Linked DNA regions of Homo sapiens: region 2 is linked to region 1. A link is an interaction called in ENCODE POLR2A ChIA-PET data of the cell type or tissue named here. Cell type or tissue: PC-9. All regions are shown on one strand. Each heading gives the region's core, and the rest is flanking DNA. Links, peaks and the distances in the headings are about the cores only.

Evidence for each region. ChIA-PET counts read pairs that join two places held together with the same protein. Peaks named below come from ENCODE experiments on the same cell type or tissue, not always from the same donor. Only the 100,000 strongest peaks of a DNase experiment are listed, where the experiment ranks them.
Region 2: POLR2A ChIA-PET joins it to region 1 with 7 read pairs; 1 of 35 experiments calls an interaction of 5 or more read pairs at or near these places.

The regions. Positions count from the first base shown.
Region 1 is chr7:76,304,354-76,312,185 of GRCh38, reverse strand. No RefSeq gene overlaps it. Among named protein-coding and RNA genes, the nearest start is that of HSPB1, 5.6 kb to the right of the region's middle. In PC-9, for the core only: no CTCF peak of the experiment used is centred there; a DNase peak (open chromatin) is centred at 4,975.
Region 2 is chr7:77,569,083-77,576,914 of GRCh38, reverse strand. PTPN12 (protein tyrosine phosphatase non-receptor type 12) reads right to left here. Exons shown (of 18, transcript NM_002835.4): 2 at 5,729-5,837. Among named protein-coding and RNA genes, the nearest start is that of PTPN12, 36 kb to the right of the region's middle. In PC-9, for the core only: no CTCF peak of the experiment used is centred there; no DNase peak of the experiment used is centred there; H3K27ac peaks cover 1,066 bases.

The DNA.
Region 1 (7,832 bases), core at 2,229-7,228:
CGCCAGGGTGCAGCGGGCCCAAACCAAGGTCTGGCCCCAGCCCTGGGCTTTTTCCCTGGTTTTTTTTTTTTTTTTTTTTGAGATGGAGTCTTGCTCTGTTGCCCAGGCTGGAGTACAATGGCGCTATCTCAGCTCATGGCAATCTCTGCCTCCTGGGTTCAAGCAATTCTCCTGCCTCAGCCTCCAGGGTAGCTGTGATTACAGGTATCCGCCACCATGCCTGGCTAATTTTTTGTATTTTTAAGTAGAGATGGGGTTTCACCCTGTTGGCCAGGCTGGTCTTGAACTCCTGACCTCAGGTGATCCGCCTGCCTCGGCCTCCCACAGTGCTGGGATTACAGGTGTGAGCCACCTCGCCCGGCTGGCTTTTTCCTAAACATGGAGCTACTCCTGCCGCCTCAATCAATTCTTTATTTTTTTTAGAGACAAGGTCTTGCTCTGTCACCCAGGCTGGAGTGCAGTGGCATGTCCATAGCTCACTGTAGCTTCGAACTCCTGGGCTTAAGAGATTCTCCCGCCTTAGCCTCCCAAGTAGATCAGACTGCAGGCACCACCGTGCCCAGATAATTTCTTATTTTTAGTAGAGCCAGAGTCTCACTATGTTGCCCAGGCTGGAATGCAGTGGTATGATCATAGCTCACTGCAGCCTCAACCTCCTGGACTCGAGCCATCCTCCTGCCTCAGCCTCCTGAGTAGCTGGGACTATAAACATATGCCACCATGCTCAGAATTTTTTTTTTTCTTTGAGATGGAGTTTCACACTTGTTGCCCAGGTGGAGTGCAATGACACAATCTTGGCTCACTGCAACCTCTGCTTCCCAGGTTCAAGCGATTTTCCTGCCTCAGCCTCCTGAGTAGCTGGGATTACAGGCAAGCACCACCACATCTAGCTAATTTTTGTATTTTTAGTAGAGATAGGGTTTCGCCATGTTGGTTAGGGCTGGTCTTGAACTCCTGACCTCAGATGAACCACCTGCCTCAGCCTCCCAAAGTGCTGGGATTACAGGTGTGAGTCACTGTGTCCAGCCCCAGCTAATTTTTAAAAACGTTTTTGGTAAAGATGGGGACTCACTATGTTGCTTAGGTTGGTCTTGAACTCCTGGGCTCAAGCGATCTTCCCGATTCAACCTCTCAAAGTGCTGGGATTACAGGCATGAGCCACTGCGCCTGGCCTTGATTCATTCTTTAACCCCAATCCCTCCTGGCAGGCTCTGCCCCCTTGTTCAGTCCTGGGGCGGTGGGCAGGGAGGGGGAAGACTTCCTTCTACCAGAGTCAGCTGCTGATACCATCACTGTCATCTTAGGCAGGGCAGCTGCTGTACCCAGCTGAGAAGAAGGGTGGGAGGGGCTGTTATGCTATAGGAACCCCGCCCAGAGGGAGTCTGTTTTTCCCAGGGTCCCCAGCTGTGCTCTTTTCTCCCTGGGCTGAGTCGAGAGCCCTGGCTGGACACTTGCTTTTTGTTTGCAGGCCAGCCAGGGAGGCTCTGCCACCCTCGTGCTCCTGCCCGAGGCCATCCCACGAGTCTGTTATTGATCCAGAGCCGTCCCTTCTCAGCCAAGCCAGGGATTCCCGGCATTTGTCACACTGCCAACTCTCCCAGCACCAACTGGCGGTTGGCAGGGCTGTCTCTTGTAAGCAGCCCATGAAAATATGGCTCGTCCTTGGGAGGCACAGTTAGATGGGCAAAGCGAGGTCCAAAGTCACCTGGCGAGTTGGAAAGGGAAAGAGAACCAGAGGTCTCGACCAGGAGGAGCGTGCCAGGAATGGAGTGATCTCTGCTTATGCGTGGGTCTCCATCCCTGGCCTCCTCAGCGCTGGCACCCAGGGCATCGGTTGATGGGTAGAACAGTGCACCCTTTGGGGTGGAGTGCACGCACCCTGCTCCTGCCCTGCCCAGACCTGCTGGGTGACCCTGGCCAAATGCAGTCCCAGTCAGGCCTCAAGTTCCCCTCTGTAAGCTGAAGGGTTGGGCCAGCCAGTTTCTGGGAAAGGTACCTGCCCAAACGAATTAGTCCACTGGGGCATGGAGGGGAACACCTTTTCTTTTTCTTTTCTTTTTTTTTTTTTTGAGACGGAGTCTCGCTCTTTTGCCCAGGCTGGAGTACAGTGGCATAATCTTGGCTCACTGCAACCTCTGCCTCCTGCGTTCAAGCGATTCTTCTGCCTCAGCCTCCCGAGTAGCTGGTGAGAGGTGACAGCGTACTGGCAGTCCTCGCAGCCCTCGCTCGCTCTCGGCGCCTCCTCTGCCTGGGCTCCCACTTTGGCGACACTTGAGGAGCCCTTCAGCCCGCCGCTGCACTGTGGGAGCCCCTTCCTGGGCTGGCGACGCCGGAGACGGCTCCCTCAGCTTGTGGGGAGGTGTAGAGGGAGAGGCGCGGGCGGGAACCAGGGCTGCGCGTGGAACTTGCGGGCCAGCGCGAGTTCCGGGTGGGCGTGGGCTTGGCGGGCCCCGCACTTGGAGCAGCCGGCCGGCCCCGCCGGCCCCGGGCAGTGAGGGGCTTAGCACCTGGGCCAGCAGCTGCTGTGCTCGACTTCTCACCGGGCCTTAGCTGCCTCTCAGCAGAGCAGGGCTCGGGACCTGCAGCCCGCCATGCCTGAGCCTCCCCACCCCGCTGTGGGCTCCTGCGCGGCCCGAGCCTCCCTGACAAGCACCGCCCCCTGCTCCACGGCGCCCAGTCCCATCGACCACCCAAGGGCTGAGGAGTGCGGGCGCACAGCACGGGACTGGCAAGCAGCTCCACCTGCGGCCCCCATACAGGATTCACTGGGTGAAGCCAACTGGGCTCCTGAGTCTGGTGGAGAACCTTTATGTCAAGCTAAGGGATTGTAAATACACCAATCGGCACTCTGTATCTAGCTCAAGGTTTGTAAACACACCAATCAGCGCCCTGTGTCTAGCTCAGGATTTCTGAATGCACCAATCGACACTCTGTATCTAGCTACTCTGGTGGGGCCTTGGAGAACCTTTGTGTCCACACTCTCTATCTAGCTAATCTAGTGGGGATGTAGAGAACTTTTGTGTCTAGCTCAGGGATTGTAAACACACCAATCAGCCCTGTCAAAACGGACCAATCAGCTCTCTGTAAAATGGACCAGTCGGCTCTCTGTAAAATGGACCAATCAGCAGGACGTGGGTGGGGCCAGATAAGCGAATAAAAGCAGGCTACCCGAACCAGCAGTAGCAAGCCACTTAGGGTCTTCTTCGTCAGTGTGGAAGCTTTGTTGTTTCGCTCTTTGGGTCCACACCGCTTTTAAGAGCTGTAACGCTTGACGTGAATGTTTGTAGCTTTACTCTTCAGCTAGCGAGACCACGAACCCACCGGGAGGAACAAACAATTCCAGATGCGCCGCCTTAAGAGCTGTAACACTCAACGGTGAAGGTCTGCAGCGTCGCTTCTGAGCCAGTGAGAGCATGAACCCACCAGAAGGAAAAAACTCCCGACACGCCGCCTTTAAGAACTGTAACACTCACCGTGAAGGTCCTCGGCTTCATTCTTTGAGTCGGTGAGACCAAGAACCCACGAATTCTGGACTCACCGGGACTACAGGCGTGCTACGACGCCTGGCCATATTGGTGAGGCTGGTTTCAAACTCCTGACCTCGTAATCCTCCTGCCTTGGCCTCCCAGTGTGCTGGGATTACAGGTGTGAGCCACTGTGCCCAGCCGGAAACACCTTTTCTTTGCTTTTCTTAAATTTATTTATTTTTGAGACAAGGTTTTGCACTATCACCCAGGCTGGAGTGCAGTGGTGTGATCATAACTCACTGCAGCTTCTAGCTTTTCGGCTTAAGTGATCCTCCTGCAGGTGCGCACCAGCACATGTGGCTAATTTTTTTTTTCTTTTTTTGCAGGGATGAGTTCTTGCTATGTTGCCCAGGCTGCTCTCTAACTCCTGGTGTCAAGTAAATCTCCTGCCTAGGCCCCCCAAGGTGCTGGGATTACAGGTGTGAGCCCCTGCGCCCAGCCTGCAGTGCCTTTCTATAGTTTCCACTACACATTTACAGATCAGGGACACTTTTTTTTTTTCCTGAAAGTTTTGCTCTGTTGCCCAGGCTGGAGTGCAGTGGCCTGATCTCAGCTCACTGCAACCTCTTGAGTAGCTGGGATTACAGGCGTGCGCCACCACACCCGGCTAATTTTTGTATTTTTAGTAGAGACGGGTTTTGCCATGTTGGCCAGGCTGGTCTTGAATTCCTGACCTCAGCTAATCTGCCCCCTTCAGCCTCCCAAAGTGCTGCGATTACAGGGGTGAGCCACCACGCCCAGCCAGATCAGGGACACTTAGAGCTATGATGCTGTTCACTATCCCCCATGTCTTGATATGCCCTCCAGGCCCCAGGGGAGCTACACTCAGAGGTTCCCCCCATATTCCCTGGGGGGCAATTTCCCTGGGAGGGGCAGTATGGCAGTGGGGCTTAGCCCCCATATCAGGGATTCTGAGCTTTGAGGGCTAGTGCCAGACTGTCTGAGACAAGCCCAGCCTCACCCGCATCCCTCTGCTCTTCTGCTTTCTTCCTCCTCTCCCTCCCCTGCCAACCCGTGACCTCTGGCACTGTTGCAACCCCCCAGGTCCTGGTGTATGCATGTGGGAATGGTGGGGAGGTGTTTGGGGGGGCCAGCCTGACCCCTGCCCTGCCCTGGGCTCTGCCATGGTGGCATAGGGCTTCGGTGGTCTGGGGCTCTGTGCCTGGGCTGGAGGTGGTTTGGGGCTCTGTCCCTGGGCCGGAGCTCCAGTTCCCCCAACCCTCCTGTCCCTTGGTGGCTCTCCTCCATCACCAAGAGGCTCTTGGGACCTAGCTCTGGGGTTCCCTGTCGCCTTTCTGTGGGCAGCTTTTGCTTCTGTCTCCACCCTCTCAACAGAGCAGTCGAAAGCTGCACCTGTCAAATCCTGTTGATTCTATAGTCGGAGTGATGATGGCGCCTGGAAATAATTCACTCCTGGGCAGCCAAGGCCCGGGGCTGCCTGATCTCACAGACTGTGAGGTCAGCAAGCCCTAGACAACACCCGTCCTGGGGGGGAGGGGCAGTTCCAGGCCTGTCCTGCCTTTTTGTTTGTTTGAGACCGAGTCTCACTTTGTTGCCCAGGCTGGAGTGCAGTGGTGCAATCTCAGCTCGCTGCAGCCTCCACCTCCTAGGTTCAGGCAATTCTCCTCTTTCAGAATTTGAGACCAGCATGGCCAACATGGAGGAAGCCTGACTCTACTAAAAATACAAAAATTAGCCAGGCGTGGTGACAGGTGCCTGTAATCCCACTTAGGAGGCTGAGGCCTGAGAATCGCTTGTACCCGGGAGGCGGAGCTTGCAGTGAGCTGAGATCATGCCATTGCACTCCAGCCTGGCTGACAGAGTGAGACTCCATCTAAAAAAAAAAAGAAAAGGCAGGACAGGCCTGGAGAGGCCCAGAATTGCCCCACCACCCCAGAAGCAGCACAAAGACTCCACAAATCTAACACCCAGCAGAGACCCCCAGATCTGGGCCAGCCTGTCCTGTCCTGCCAGCCAGAGCCCACTATGCCCAGAGGTGCTGCCCCAGGCTCACATCATCTGAGCTGAGCCCTAGAGCGTGGGCTGGGACCTGCTCTGACTCCCCACCCTGCTCCAGATGTGGGTCTCTGGACAGGGAACTCGAGGGAGTAGACTGGGCTGGGCGCAGCAGCTCTCCCCTGTAATCCCAGCACTTTGGGAGGTCAACGCAGGAGGATGGCTTGAGCTCAGGAGTTTGAGACCAGCCTGGGCAACATAGCGAGACTCTGTCTACCAAAAAAAAAAAAAAAATCAGCCAGGCTTGTGGCGCGCTCCTGGAGATGCCTTGAGCCTAGGAGTTCCAGGCTGCAACACTTTGGTATGGTGCACCAAGATCCCACTACTGCACGCCAGCCTGTATGACAGTAGGAGACTGTCCCTAAAAAAGAAGCTGGGGCCGGGCGTGGTGGCTCACGCCTGTAATCCCAGCACTTTGGGAGGCTGAGGCGGGCAGATCACCTGAGGTTGGGAGTTCGAGACCCACCTGACCAACATAGAAAAACCCTGTCTCTACTAAAAATACAAAAATTAGCCGGGTAGGGTGGCGCACGCCTATAATCCCAGCTACTCTGGAGGCTGAGGCAGGAGAATCGCTTGAACCTGGGAGGCGGAGGTTGCAGTGAGCCGAGATCACGCCATTGCACTCCAGCCTGGGCAACAAGAGCAAAACTTGGTCTCAAAAAAGCAGCAAGGTGGTGGGGGGTGATATTGGGGGTGGTGTGGACATGCTCCAGGCCCTCGCCTGCAGGGTGCCACCCTTCTTAGGGAACCTGGGAAAGTCAGACTGTGGGCTGAGAAAAGAACATGGGAGTATTTTTTTTTTTTTTTTTTTTTTTTTTTTTTTCTTCTGAGACGGAGTCTTCCTCTGTCGCCCAGGCTGGAGTGCAGTGGCACGATCTCGGCTCACTGCATGCTCCGCCTTGAACATGGGAGTATCTTGCTACAGCCTCAGACTCTGGGTCCCTCAAATATTTGAGGACCTTGGGACTGAGCTCCAAAGCTCCCATCTGTTTTTTGTTTTTTTTTTTTAGATGGAGTTTTGCTCTTGTCCCCCAAGCTGGAGGGCAGTGGCATGGATCTTGGCTCACTGCAACTTCTGCCTCCTGGGTTCAAGCGATTCCCCTGCCTCAGCCTCCTGAGTAGCTGGAATTACAGGCATGCAACACCATGCCCGGCTAATTTTTGTACTTTTAGTAGAGACGGAGTTTCACTGTTGGCCAGGCTGTCTCGAACTCCTGTCCTCAGGTAATCCACCCGCCTCGGCCTCCCAAAGTGCTGGGATTATAGGTGTGAGCCACCGCGCCTGGTCCCCCATCTGCTTTCTACCTCAACTTTCCCTGGGCCTGGTGAGAGGGTGGCAGCTAGGGCAAGGGCAGACAAGAGAGAGGGGAACTGGGCCCTTGGAAGCCTGTCTACACCTGGAGGGAGGCCAGCTGGAAATAAACACAGGCAACAAGAGCTGCTGGCCCAGCCAGCAGCACAGGTCTGAGCCCGTCGGTTGGCCAGGGCTCTGCCCAATCTCCCCACCCCGAGACTCTGCGGGCTCCGTTCTCACCCCATTTCGGCTTGCCAGTTCCCTTGTGACTGCCAACAGGGATGCCCTGGCCTCAGGGAGTGTGGCGGTGACAGAGATCTCAAAGCTTGCCAGGTCCACTGTGGTGTCCTTGGGGTGTGCTGAAGCCGATGCCAAGCTTTTGACATAGTAATCCTCCCATCAGCTCTGAGGTGCAATTACCTCTGTGCCCCTTCACCTGGGACCCAACCTAGGTGCTCCTGAGAACTCAAGCCTCAGGTGCTTCTCTTATTTCCTCCTCCTTCCCCACCTTACAGTTTTAATTGCAATCGTGACCTTGCAATCATGACCTTTTTTTTTTTTCTTTTAAAGATGGGGTCTCACTCTTTCTCTCTGGGCTTTTGGTTGTTTTGAGACAGGATCTTGTTCTGTTGCCCAGGCTGGAGTGCAATGGCACGATGTTAGCTCACTGTACCCTTCACAACTCCTGGGCTCAAGCGATCCTCCTGCCTCAGCCTCCTGAGTAGCTGGGACTACAGGCGTGCAGTACCACCCTGCCTAATTTTTATTTTTTAGAGACAGTCTTACTATGTTGTCCAGGCTGGTCTAGAACTCTTGGCTTCAAGCACTCCTCCTGCTTCAACCCCCCAAAGTGCTGGGATTGTAGGTATGAGCCACTGCGCCCGGCCCTAAGACCTCTGTCTTTATGGATGTGAGTCAGCCTGTGTCCAGCAACCTACACCAGTGTACCCACATGGCCCAGCACGGGCCTGAGCAAAGATGACTCCTGAAAG
Region 2 (7,832 bases), core at 1,634-6,633, 1.3 Mb before region 1:
ATTCCACTGCCACAGCAGACTGGGTGTCCTTCACCTGCCTGCATCTTCTGCAGTTTGTTAAGTGGCACCCTTAGCTCCTGTGACACCTTAGGGAGAAAGCCACAGCACCCATGATTTTGGGCCACCATTAACACCCGGCAAAGCGCCGGGAACTAGAAGTAGCGAGAAAGAACTTGGGTGGCTGTTTTAATATTCTTCATTGGTGCTCTTTTTTTTTTGAGACAGTGTCTGGCTCTGTCACCCAGGTTGGAGTGCAGTGGCACCATCTTGGCTCACTGCAACCTCTGCCTCCCAGGTTCAAGTGATTCTCGTGCCTCAGCCTCTCAAGTAGCTGGGACTACAGGCACGTGCCATCATGCCTAGCTAATTTTTGTATTTTTAGTAGAGGCGGGGTTTCACCGTATTGGCCAGGCTGGTCTTGATCTGATCTCAAGTGATCTGCCCGCTTCGGCCTCCCAAAGTCCTGGGATTACAGACATGAGTCACCTCGCCCTGCCAGATTGGTGCTCTTATTAAGCATATTTAGAAATAATCTAAATATCAAAAAAATGAAAACAATTATTCCTCTCCATGGTTTTGCTAGCTATCCAACCAAGAGAAACAAAACCATAGGTCCACACAGAGAGTTGTATGACATGTTCATAGCAGCATTATTCAATATGTTCATCATTCATACAATGGAATATTATTCAACAACAAAAAGGAATGAACTATCGATGCATGCTACATCGTGAATGAATCTTTAAAATGTGTTAACAAGAGGCTGGGCACAGTGGCTCAAGCCTGTAATCCCAGCACTTTGGGAGGCCGAGGCAGGCGGATCACGAGGTCAGGAGTTCGAGACCAGTCTGGCCAACATAGTGAAACCCTGTATCTACTAAAAATAACACAAAAAATTAGCCAGGCATGGTGATGTGCGCCTATAATCCCAGCTACTCAGGAGGCTGAGACAGGAGAATCTCATGAACCTGGGAGGCGGAGGTCGCAGTGAGCCGAGATCATGCCACTGCACTCCAGCCTGGGCAACAGAATGAGACTTCATCTCAAAAAAAAACTGTTAAAAGAGCTAGACACAAAAGACTATATATTGTATGATTACATTTATATTAAATTCACAGAAAAGGAAAATCTATACAGACAGAAAGCTGATTAACAGCTGCCCAGGGCTGAAGACTCAGATCTTTTAGGGGTGATGGAAATGTCCTAAAACTAGATTGTATTAATTGTTGCAAAACTCTATAAATTTACTTTAAAAAAATCATTGAATTGCACAATTAAAATGGATAAATTTCATGGGTATGTAAATTATACCTCAAACCTGTTTTAAAAATTCTATTTCTGCAAGCACTGCACATGTTAAAACATGCAAAGGAAGTTAGTGAATTAAATTCTTCTCCATCTTATTTTTTGAGACAGTCTCGCTCTGTTACCCAGGCTGGAGTGCAGTGGTGCAATCATAGTTCACTGCAGCCTTGACCTCCTGGTCTCAAGTGATCCTCCCACATCAGCCTACTGAGTAGCTGGGACCACAAGTGTACACACGAGAGAGAGAAAGAGAGAGTATGTGTGTGTGCGTGCGTGCGTGCGTGTGTGTGTTGAGTTTTGCTATGTTGCCCAGGCTGGTCTTGAACTCCTGAGCTCAAATAATCTGCCCAGCTTGGCCTCCTAAAGTGCTGGGATTACATGCATGAGCCACTGTGCCCGGGCAATGAATTAAATAGTTATCTAACAGTAAATAAGCACATATCTCTCAGTACAATTACTTTCAATATAAATTTCCAGGCCAGGTGCAGTGGCTCACACCAGTAATCCTAGTACTTTGGGAGGCTGAAGCGGGTGGATCACCTGAGGTCAGGAGTTTGAGACCAGCCTGGCCGACATGGTGAAACCCTGTCTCTACTAAAAATACCAAAAAATTAGCTGGGCATGGTGGCAGGTGCTTGTAATCCCAGCTACTTGGGAGGCTGAGGCACGAGAATTGCTTAAACCCGGGAGATAGAGGTTGCAGTGAGCCGAGATCCCACACTGCACTCCAGCCAGGGCGACAAGAGTGAGATTCTGTCTCAAAAAAAAGAAAAAAAAATCCCAAGTCAAAATAACTAGAAATTTACTGGAGACCTACTTATCAAACTTTAAATAACTTAAAGGAAAAAAGGCACTGTCAATCTGATTACTGCACAGTAATTAAGAACTCAAGCTCTTGGACAAGGTCTCTCAACGCTGACACTCATATATTTTGGCGAGAAGTCTTTGTTTGGGGAAGGGGGCTGCATCCTATGCACTGCAGGATGTGTAGCAGTATTCCTAGCCTCTACTTGTTAGATGCCATTAGCAGCCTGTCCACTCCCATACCCCAGTTGTGACAACCAAATCTCTCCAGACATTGCTAAGTGTCCCTTGAGAGGCAAAATCACCCTAGTGAAGGCTTTAAAACCGCCTGTGTTTAAATTCTTACCCCACAATATTTAACTGTGTGACAAGCTTTTTAACCTCTCTGTCTCAGTTTCCTGTTTGCAAAATGGCACATAACAGTACTTACCTCAGAGTTTTGCTGTGATGATTATGGTAAATAATCCATTTATCACAGAAATCAGCAAACAATACAAATCAGAACTTTCAGAGGACCAGTTTAACACTACACCACTAACCTTTCCCACTACCCCAGCCAAAACTGTAAACTTACCCTTCTATTCTCTGCTTTCTCCCTATCCCTCATTCGAACCACACTCTCAATAACACTAATTACCACCACATGACAGACCATATATGTTAATATGTATCGTCCATCACCTTGACTAACATATAAGCTCCACAAGGGCAGGGATTTTTGCCAGTTTGTTTTTTGTTGCATTCCCAGCATACAGTACACCCTCAGAAGCTTTCTGTAAAATGAGTAAATGCCAAGGGAGGCGGATGACCTGACGTTAGGAGTTCGAGAGCAGCCTGGCCAACATGGTGAAACCACGTCTCTACTAACAATACAAAAATTAGCCGGATGTGGCAGCGGGTGCCTGTAATCCCAGCTACTTGGGAGGCTGAGGCAGGAAAATAGCTTGAAGCTGGTAGGCAGAGGTTATAGTGTGCGGAGATCGCACCACTGCACTCCAGCCTGGGCAACAGAGCAAGACACCGTTTCAAAAACAAAGAAGAAAATGAAACATCATATGAAAAGAGAAACCTACGGCTAGACGACAGAAAAAGAAAGTGGACAGGCTAACTCTTTGAATGTGTGCATGAATAATTCCAGAGCAATGTAGGATCACCTTAAAATTATCTTGCTTAATACGAAGTATCCAGAAAGCCATGTCATCCCCTATTCTGAGGCAGACTGGTGCTATGGTCTGAATATTTGTGTCCTTCCCAAATTCATAAGTTAAAACATAAATTCCAATGCAACAGTATTAAGTGGTAGGGCCTTTAGGAGATGATTAGATTATGCCTTGTGAATGGGATTACCAGCTTTTACTAAAGAGGCCCGAGAGAGCTTGTTTGCCCCTTCCACCATGTGAAGTGCAGTGAGAAGGCACCATCTATGAGCCAGAGTGACCCTTCACTAGACAGCATATCTGCTGGTGCCTTCATCTTGGACTTCCCAGTCTCTAGAATTTGAAGATACAAATGTCTGTTATTAATAAGCAACCCTGTTTATGGTATTTCTGTAATAGCCTGAACAGACTAAGACAACAGGTGAGAAAAGTGGAGTGTATTTTGCAAAAGCTTAATGATTGGTTACTATGTGCTAGGTATACTGGTTATTTTGCAAAAGCTTAATGATTGGTTACTATGTGCTAGGTACACTGGTTTTTTTTGTTTTTTTGTTTTTTTTTTTTTTGAGATAGAGTCTTACTCTGTCGCCCAGGCTGGAATGCAATGGCGCAATCTCGGCTCATGGCAACCTCCACCTCCTGGGTTCAGGCAATTCTCCTGCCTCAGCCTCCTGAGTAGCTGGAATTACAGGCACGTGCCACCACATCTGGCTAATTTTTGTATTTTTGATAGAGATGGGGTTTCACCATGTTGGTCAGGCTGGTCGCGAACTCCTGACCTCGTGATCCACCAGTCTCGGCCTCCCAAAGTGCTGGGATTATAGGCGTGAGCCACCGCGCCTGGCCACTGGGTACACTTTTAAGCATTTAATATTAACCTATTGTGCAAATAATCCTAAAAAGTATTATTATAATCTCCATTTTAAGGATGACAAAACCAAGGCACAGAGAGGATCAGTCCAAGGTCATATAGCTAGCAACTGGTGGAGTCAGGATTTCAACTTCCAGAATCAGAACACTATACCATTATGTTATGTTGCCACTTGTTAATTCTGCCAACACAGGCTATCCACATATCCCACAGCTGATAATAATGTAGAACAACAAAAGGATGAAGGATTAAATTGAGGCAAAGAAGTTAGTGGAGAAAAGAGGGAAAGAGATGAGAGGGAAGAGGTGTTTTAAAAGAGTTATCATGGAAGAAGAAAATTTCAAAAATAGGGATTGATCAATGGCATCAAAATAGTTCAACATTCTTGAATAATCAATATTCTTCCTGTTAGAATAAACAGTAAAAAAAGACCACCAAATCTGGCAATTAAAAAGCCACTGGGCCCTGGGCAACATGGTGAAACCCTGTCTCTACTAAAATACAAAAAATTAGCTGGGTATGGTGGCAGGCACCTGTATTAGAGCTGTCCCAGCTCTCAGGAGGCTAAGGTACAAGAGTCGCTTGAACCTGGGAGGCAGAGGTTGCAGTGAGCCAAGATCCCACCACCGCACTCCAGCCTGGGCTACAGAGCAAGACTGTCACAAAAAAAAAAAAAAAAGTCACCAAGAACTTTAAAGGCATTTTAGAGAGAACAACCTTTAAGACTGAATAAGAATTGAGGAAATGATGTGATGGAATGTAGATATTTCAAAATACTTATGAAGAAAGAAAAACGACGGCAGCTTTAAAAGATAGCAAGTATGACGTATAGCTTTTACTGGATAAAGTGATGGCACACCTTAAGTATACTTTCAGAGTTAAAGTTATCTTGCCAGAAAACTGTGCTATTTAAGAATACAGACAGGGCGCAGTGGCTCACACCTGTAATCACAACACTTGGGGAGGCTGAGGTGGGAGGATCGTATGAGCTCAGGAGTTTGAGACCAGCCTGGGGAACACAGTGAGAACCCCCACCTCTAAACAAACAAACAAACAAATAAATAAATAAATAAATAAATAAAATATCATTAGAATGTAATGCAATCAGTCTAAGACATATACTTAGAGGCACATATTCAGACTGCTGAGAATAGTAGACACACAGATGTTTGAGTCATCCTATGCTTCATTTTCTCATGCATAATTAATCAATTAAGGTTCTTATGTATAGATATATGAAAAATCAACATTGTTAGCATTTTATAAAATGTATTCAGTTGTCTATTATTTTAATGAAATAACATCTTTGAACAGAGAGTTGACAGAAGATATTTTCACTTGGATTTACAGTATTTAAAAGTAATTTAGTATTAGAGCAACTGTGATACTTACAGGAAAAAAATTAAACAAAAATTAGGATCAGAAGGAAAAACAAAAAGCACAATTATGAATTATTATCTTTCCATGTACTTTGAAAGATAGGTTAATTACTACTTCCTTAACAGTGAAACTCAGGAAGAATAAAACTAGTTAGGTTACAAAAGGCTAATTAGCATTTCTATGTATTTTATCAAGGGCATTTCCAACTTACATGGCAGTATGTCCTTGTATCTGTTCTTTTTAACATTTTCTTCTTTTTCTCCAGTGGCTGTGGGATATATCTTTTCTGTTCTATATTTGGTAGACAATCTTCTTAACCGCTTAAAATACAACAAATAAAAATTAAAGTTTAGAGAAACAGTGATATTTTCAAATTTTTAATGAAATCTGGTGACCCCAATTCCTCACAACTCATTTTCCTGTCTCTTAGCTCTTAATTTCCCCATCCCTTAATAATTAACCCCAAGGATAATTTCTTTTATAGCATAAGTGCAAACATAAGATTCATATTTATTTCACATGAGCAGCAAAGAGGGAAAACAGAATAAAAGTAATATAATTTAAAGATATCATTAATAAGCTGAGTCAGAATATTTAACTCAGTCTTTAACATATTCGAGTAATTTCAGTGTTTTAACTAAGGGTCACAATAACCAAGTTTTAAAAACATGCCTAAAAGAATTTTCTTCTCTCAATAAACCATGAGCACGCACCCATGATGTGCCAGGCTTTCTCCCAAGGCATAAGCTAATAATTACTTACAAGACACTGCAAAACAAAGTTCTTTCATATTGAATTGGAAATGTCCAACAAAGACCAATTCTGCTTATTCACTGCATTACAGAACTAGTTTGTGGGTTAGTGACAAATTCTTACCACATATGGCAGTAGGGATGTTCTTTGGGCTGGAATATTTCTGCGTGTCAGTAATACACTTCCTGCTTTCAGAAGCACTGAAAGTCAGTATTGTGAATTGTTCAAATTCTACACAACTACATTGCTGAAATTTAATTTCAAAGGAACTTTCTTTCAGGCCTCAAGACATATTAAAAGCATTCTGGTTTTACCATTCAACAAATTATTAAATACAAATAAAATGAAAAATAAATCTGATAAAATTTAACTTTCTCATTAATTTTTGCTACTTGTGATACTGATATTTAAGGAACTAAAACTGCCTATAAACCTTTCTTTTTCTTTGAAAAACGACTAAATTTTATCATCACAATACTAGAGACCTACAACAGGAATACATTTTTTTCTTTATGATAAAGATTTACTAGAATCTTATTCTGCACTGGCACAATGTCAAAGTAAAATTCCCCACATTTATGATGCTATTTCTTGTGATTTCCTGTGGTAATAGAGTTCTCCAAATATATACATGTGTCAGAGGAAAAACTGTATTCAAAAGCAAGTGGGGGCCGAGCATGGTGGCTCACACTTGTAATCCTAGCACTTTGGGAGGACTGCTTGAAGCCAGGAGTTCAAGACCAGCCTGCTTAACAATGCAAGACCCTGTCTCTGAATTGTACTTCTACAACTTTGTCCTCCAGATAAAAATGGGACACACATGAAATGATTTATATTCAAAGTTACATACCACAGCACTTTGTTTGTTTGTTTTGAGACAGGATCTCACTCTGTTGCCCAGGCTGGAGTGCAGTGGTGCGATCTCGGCCCACTGCAACCTCGGCTTCCCAGGTTCAAGCAATTCTTGTGCCTCAGCCTCCTGAGTAGCTGGAATTACAGATGCGTGCCACCAGGTCCAGCTAATTTTCATATTTTTAGTAGAGACAGCGTTTCACTATGTTATCCAGGCTGGTCTTGAACTCCTGACCTTAGGTGATCCACCCGCCTCAGCCTTCCAAAGTGCTGAGATTACAGGTGTGAGCCACGCGCCCAACCACTGCAGCATTGTTAGTAACAGCAAAAAACTACAATCAAAGAAACCTCTTAATACAAAACTGGCTAAATTTGTTTTATTCATACCATCAAATATGAGAGAGCTGAAAAACAAATGAGTTAGCTTTTTATATATAGTAAGATGACAGTATCTGAAAAATACATATTAAGTATAAATGTAAAAAGCAGGAAACAATAGTGTACATTATATACACAGTGCAGTATGTATATATGTAATATATTACTACTGGTGTTAAAAAGAAATAAAAACATTTGCATTTGCTTGTACATATGCATATATCATCTCTGGAAGAAAAACTATTAACAAAGTATGTGTCTGTGGGGAAGGGAAATGGGTACCTAAGGGAAACGGATGAGAATGAGACATTACTATTATGTCTTTTCATATC